Regions from separate parts of the Mus musculus genome. Here region 1 is linked to region 2. A link is a loop called in an ENCODE intact Hi-C map of the cell type or tissue named here. Cell type or tissue: left cerebral cortex. All regions are shown on one strand. Links, peaks and the distances in the headings refer to the core of each region. The heading gives the core; the rest is flanking DNA. Region 1 holds the start of Lrig3 (leucine-rich repeats and immunoglobulin-like domains 3). Region 2 has its middle 11 kb from the start of Gm29862.

Region 1 (2,913 bases), core at 265-2,764, 180 kb after region 2:
TTGTTGTGGATCTTAATGGAAGCCCTGTAATTATAGCTATTTCTTGTCTATCGTTCTAAAATGTGGCAAAGCTACAGGCAGGCAGAAGAAAGGGGAGGGGATATCTCACCTAAACTAGGGTGTGCCAACTTCAGAGTCTTTTATTTCCCCATGAATGGCCGTGCTTACACAGGTGAACGCTACAGTGCAAGTCAATGGTCATGGGGTTAAAGTCTCAATTCCATCAGCTATCTCATCCTGCATCAACTAGCTGATTAAGTAACCCAAGTCACAGACATGCTTGGGCAGATACCATGCAGCCAACAACCTACAGAAACAGAGCCTTAAAATTAGTTTATGTCACCCTACAAAATGTTAGGTATCTCTTTGGGACCTATTTTCCCTGAGGTGTTAGCAGATCAACTCTGAGGTCTCCATTATTTTCAACACCTTGCTACCCAGGTTACAGGCTGAGTACATCCAGACAGACTTCAGGGGTGCCTGGTATTTTGGTTCTACCTCCTCCCTCAATATACCCCACAGACAGATAAGCTTATTTAAGTCTGGTAGACTTTTCAGTCAAGAATGTCATCATTCAAAAGGCAGGTAGACTAAGGTAAGTGTGTGTGTGTGTGTGTGTGTGTGTGTGTGTAAGCATGTGTGTGCATGTGCACGTGTGTTTGTGCGTGCGTTCGTGTGTGCATGCGCACGTGTGCTTTTTCTTTCAAGGTCTTAGCATATATTAGTGTGGTTGCTTTTATTCTTCTTAGCTACTATTGTTTGGAATCTGATTGCCAACTTGGATTTATTAATTTATTATTTAGTTTATTAATTTATTTAGTTATTTATTAATTTATTATCATTCCCTCCAGCTCCATCTATTATAAACCAAGCTCCCATATCCCAAACCATGTCCTTTGTCCATCCATCTAGCCATCCATCCATGTGCACATACGTTTGAGACAGGGTCTCACTGTGTTGTCCTGGCCGGCCCGAAACTCATAGGTCTGCCTGCCTCTTCCATACAGTGCTGGGTTGCCAGGCTATACATATACATCATATACAAATACGCATACATATACATTATATATGTCCAATTTATGGGCATAAAAGACCTCACTGGCACCGATATTAATTTTTTTTATGAAAGCCACTGTTTCATTCGCCAACAATATAATAATCGACACAGTTCTCTCGCTAGGAATTGAAAGGCCTTGGAACACTGCAACTACTTTAACTGTACTCTCTAAAGTTTCCCTTAAGTAACTGCAGCTCAGAGCACCAGCCGGCTCAGTCCTTCGCTGGCTCGCTCCTTCGCTGGCTCGCTCTTGCCCTCCCATTCCATCTGATCTATGGTTCTCAGGACATAGCGGAGACTGCTGGCTGCAGACGCTGGAAAATGTAACTCGGAATTTCCTACAATCTCAGCTCCACTTTCTCCCGGGCGCCGGCTCGGGGCTGGAGCCTTGTTATTGTCACGTGGCCGCGGGTGCCAGGCGGGCCAATGGGCGCGCGCCCGCCTTCTCGCCCCGCCTCGCCGTTCCGCCGCGCCGGGACATCGCGCCCCGCCGCCCGCCGCAGGCGGAAAAGTTTCTCGGCGTGCCATCCCGTTCTCGGACGCCGCTCGGGCTGCCTTCACCGTGGCTGCCGGTCCTCCGCTGCTGGCTCTCCCGCTGTGCAGGGGCATGCGAGGCCTTCAGTGCGGGGACTGAGCCACCAGGAGCACGAGGCGGCGATCGGCGTGTCCAGCCCGGTCTGGGAGTCGGTGCTTTTGGGGGTGCGCGAGGTTGTAGAGCTCCGGGCCGAACCGGAGGCGGCGGGGCGCGCGGCGATGGGTGCTCCCGGACTCCGAGCGGCCACCGCGGCGCTGGGACTGCTGCTGTGCGCGGGGCTGGGGCGCGCGGGCCCGGCGGGAAGCGGAGGCCACGGGGCTCCCGGGCAGCTCTTGGACGACGATGCGCAGCGCCCGTGTCCAGCCGCCTGCCACTGCCTCGGGGACCTGCTGGACTGCAGCCGGCGGCGGCTGGTTCGCCTTCCCGATCCTCTCCCGGCCTGGGTCACACGGCTGTGAGTATCAGTATCATTCCGGTGGGGTGAAGGAGACCGGCCCGCCAGGGGTGCGAGACCAGAAGAGTCCGCCTAGGCCCGGGGCTCAGAGCGCACTATACAGCGCCCAGGCCGCTACCGGAGCCCTGTGGGGGGACTCAGTCTCCCTCTGCATCCGCGCAGGTGGGTTCTTGAGTCGCCACTCCTAGGCCAGCAGACCCGACGCCTGCGATTGGGAGCCAGTCTGCGAGACACTGTATTTTGCAAGTTTTCTTCTGAGTTTATGTAGGAAACTGGCCCAACTGTAGCTTCTCAGGGGTTAGTTAGGGTCCCTAGACGGTCACTGCAGGCGCGCCTTTCTCTTATAACCCCCCTTGCTCAAGCAAAGCCGCACAGACTTTTTCTCTCCGCAGTGCTTAATTTCACATTAGCAGACCATCAGCCTCGCTCCCGGGCCACTTTGAAATGCGTCTGCGTCTTGGTTACTGTGAGAAGTTGGGTGCGAAGACTGATCGGGTAGATTAAGCAAAGGAAGTAGGTTTTCACAACCGAGATCTGGGCAAGTTTAGAGCCTGCGCTGAGTGCTGTTTGGCGGATTTTAGCTGGGAAGCCAGAAACCCCGAAGTCACTGCCAACTGTGTGGATAGAACACGGAAGAAAATATAATTTACTTGGAAATGCGAGTCCTTACAAATGTCAGCTCTCTTTATTCTCTCCCAACCCCTAATTTTGTTAAAATTGGAGGGGGCGTTTAAGCCATAAGCAAAAAAGCAAAAGTTGCACTTAAAAAAAAAAGAAGTTGTCCCGTTTAAAAGAAATCAAATCACTTCATACTTAAAGATTCTGAAATTTAGGCCTAGCAGACATTCTCAGCTCTTAAACACTCGT
Region 2 (2,913 bases), core at 315-2,814:
TGAGGAAGCCATCACAGGAGCAAGCCAGTAAGCAGCCCTCCTCCATAGATTCTCCTTCACTTTCTGCCTTGGGTTCCTGCCCTGGCTTCCCTGGATGCTGATGCACAACCTGAGAGTCATAAGCTGGAATAAACCCTTTCCTTTCCAAGTTATTTTTTGTCATTGTGATTTACCAAAGCAATAGAAATGATTTCTAAGGTTTTAAGACAGACTTCATTAAACACAACATCTAAAAAGAATTCATTAGCTCACTGCATATGCCATGCAAGTTTCAACCTCGTCATTATTTAATGTAATTAAAGACATGGGAATCTACATTAATAGATGAGAGTGAAGCCACTAACCTCATGCAGAGAGTCCCCATGAGCTGTCTTCGTGTGGCTAGGAAGGAATATGTTTAGGATTTGCCTCTAATTTCCAAACACCAAGCTACTGTGTAATTCTTCACATTAGTGAGTTGGGAGATGTACCCCCGAGTGGTAGAGTGCTGTCTTTGCACTCCTTTCAATACCCAGAAATCAGAAAAAGAACCCCAAAACAAAAAGTTCACACTCAGACACATATACACCATGCCAAGGTAAGTGAACAGGCATGTACACACTCATGGGACACTCGTGTACACAAAACAAACTTTAGCTAGTTTCTTTCAGAATGTATTAAAACCATGAAAACTTCCAAAAATATGATTAATGTTTGTTGCCTTGCCCTGTACTGCCTGTGGCCCGACCCTACCTGCCCTTGGGGGTTGGAGGTGAAGTGACTTTGAGTCAAAGGCACAGACTCCAGAAGCAGGTGAGAAACTCATTTGAATGCCTCTGCAAGCTCCTTTAATACCTTCCAGTAGGGCTCCATTGGTCCCAAGAAAGCATCTCTTCTAAACAGCAGCTCCCAATTGACTGGTATTGCTGCCTGCTTCAGCAATCCTTGATCTCCAGGCAGCCTTCAATTGGGTCCTCCTGCAGGAGATGCCTTTGCAGCTGGCATTTATGCAGAGGCCGCACTGTTCCTCCTACAAATGATAAATCCATGGAAAGTCTGAATTGGAATAAATGCACTGAGAAGTCCTGACAATCTTTTGCAATGTATTTTAAAACATTGCCCAAGAAAGGACTCTTGCATTCATACCACATGATCCAGTAAAGTGAGGTAGGCCTTATGAAAAAAGGGGAATACTGACCACCACATCCCAGATGCTTGGTGCTTTTATTGGTCCCAGCTAAGGGTCTTCTCCATTCCTTCTTGAGAAGTTACTAAAGCATGAAGACATGATCTACCGTATTTGTTCATAAACAATTGTATGATCTTTCTACTACATGTGACCATCTCTATCAAGGCTCTAGTGTTTGAACAAAGTACGTTGCTATTTAAGTATAGAATGCATTAGACAACTCACGTAGCCCATATAGAGGATGCTTACTTACCATCTCCACAGCCACAGAGATAACTGAACCTATCTGTGAAATTTAAGAAGAATGGCAATGACCTTAAGAACTAAATTTTATTTTTTTTTTAACAGACTAAAGAAAGATACATTTTCAGGTTTATTATCTCTGTGGGCATTTGTGATGTTTACAGAGGACCAATGACCAGGAGGTGGGGGAGGGGGCAAGTGTGAGTTTCTATATCACTAACCCCAGTAAGGGTGCTACACCCTAGCACAGCTGACAGGAGGGGGCATTGTTGCTCTGTGGAATTCATGTACTAGGTCACCATCAATGCTAATGGGAAAGGGGTCTGTGTTTAACTCAGGCTATAACAAAAATACAAAACTCTTTATGCAGCAGAATAGCTCTAGTAAAAAGGCAGGTCGACTCCAAAGCTATTGTGTGCAGCTTTTCTCAACGGCTTTAAGATGGCAGCCAGACTTTTGACACCTTAAATTTGATTTGGTGGTAGGTAAACTTCATTTTTTCCATGGGCATCTCCCCTGGGAAGTTGTCTTCTGAAATGCAAAAGCAAAACCTCTGCTTTGGGAAGTTTACAACCATGATGAATTCATTTTTACTCCTCTTGGATAGTATTCACAGCGGGGAGAGTTGCAGACAAGACGAACAAAAATAAAATATCCCAAGACAAGCAGTTTCAGTGATGTGGTTCCAACACCGAGCCTGCCAGAGATCTCATGGCAAGTCCCATTACTGAGATACCTCCTGCCCGGAGGAGTTTGGAAATATACGTGCACACGCTGTTGGCTCCGAGCCTCTGCTGACGTTCCTCTCGCCCTCTCTGACACCCCTCCACCCCCAGCTTAGCAGTTTAATCAAATCTATCAGAAGAGACAGCTGTGGTTCCATTTTCATTCTGGAGATAATGAGCCGGAGTCTGTGAGCTCTCCTCCAAGCCACCTCCCAGACAGACACCTCATACACTGACAGACCGGCCTCCTGGCCAGCTGTTTCTCACTATTTGAAGCTGATTAGACCTGCAGCCTTTGAGGGCTAATAGCCGCTCTTAGCATTTTGAGAGGGCCACAACTTGAAATAGCCTCCTCCCTTTGGTGGTTCCCACAGCTCTTCACTGAACCATCCAGGAAATGTAAACAGGACACTACTTCACACTCCTGAGAGCCTGCGATGTTAACTTGTTTGCCCGACACTCACTGAGTAGCTTAATTAATTATCTGTGGGTGGCAGATTACATGAAGTCACCCTAGCCCATTAAGTATGCATTTCCTGCATCTAAGTATATTATGAAAACATGGCCGTGTTTTCTTCTGGAGTTCAGAGTGTTTAGAGAGCCTGTCTTGTTCTTTAAGGCCTGGCTGCTTCGTATTTACGTTAGACTGATCGAATTTCAAATGTGAAAGTAAAGATAAAGTACCTGAAAACGTTAAATCCAAGCCATGCGTCATTTGAACAAACTTCTGACAGACACAGAGGACTTGCTAGGGCCTTCCCCACACCCCCAAGGCCA

What was found. A loop is a pair of places that touch in the nucleus more often than their neighbours do. Peaks named below come from ENCODE experiments on the same cell type or tissue, not always from the same donor. Only the 100,000 strongest peaks of a DNase experiment are listed, where the experiment ranks them.
Region 1: it touches region 2 in a loop (1.8-fold over the local background); 1 of 42 quality-filtered maps calls a loop at or near these places.

Annotation. Positions count from the first base shown.
Region 1 is chr10:125,964,666-125,967,578 of GRCm38, forward strand. It overlaps Lrig3 (leucine-rich repeats and immunoglobulin-like domains 3), which reads left to right and starts at 1,554. Exons shown (of 19, transcript NM_177152.5): 1 at 1,554-2,046. The coding sequence starts at 1,811. In left cerebral cortex, for the core only: no CTCF peak of the experiment used is centred there; DNase peaks (open chromatin) are centred at 1,465, 2,135 and 2,516; H3K4me3 peaks cover 1,765 bases; H3K27ac peaks cover 994 bases.
Region 2 is chr10:125,783,386-125,786,298 of GRCm38, forward strand. No RefSeq gene overlaps it. Among named protein-coding and RNA genes, the nearest start is that of Gm29862, 11 kb to the left of the region's middle. In left cerebral cortex, for the core only: CTCF peaks have their summits at 507 and 1,671 (motif pointing right); DNase peaks (open chromatin) are centred at 1,695 and 2,205.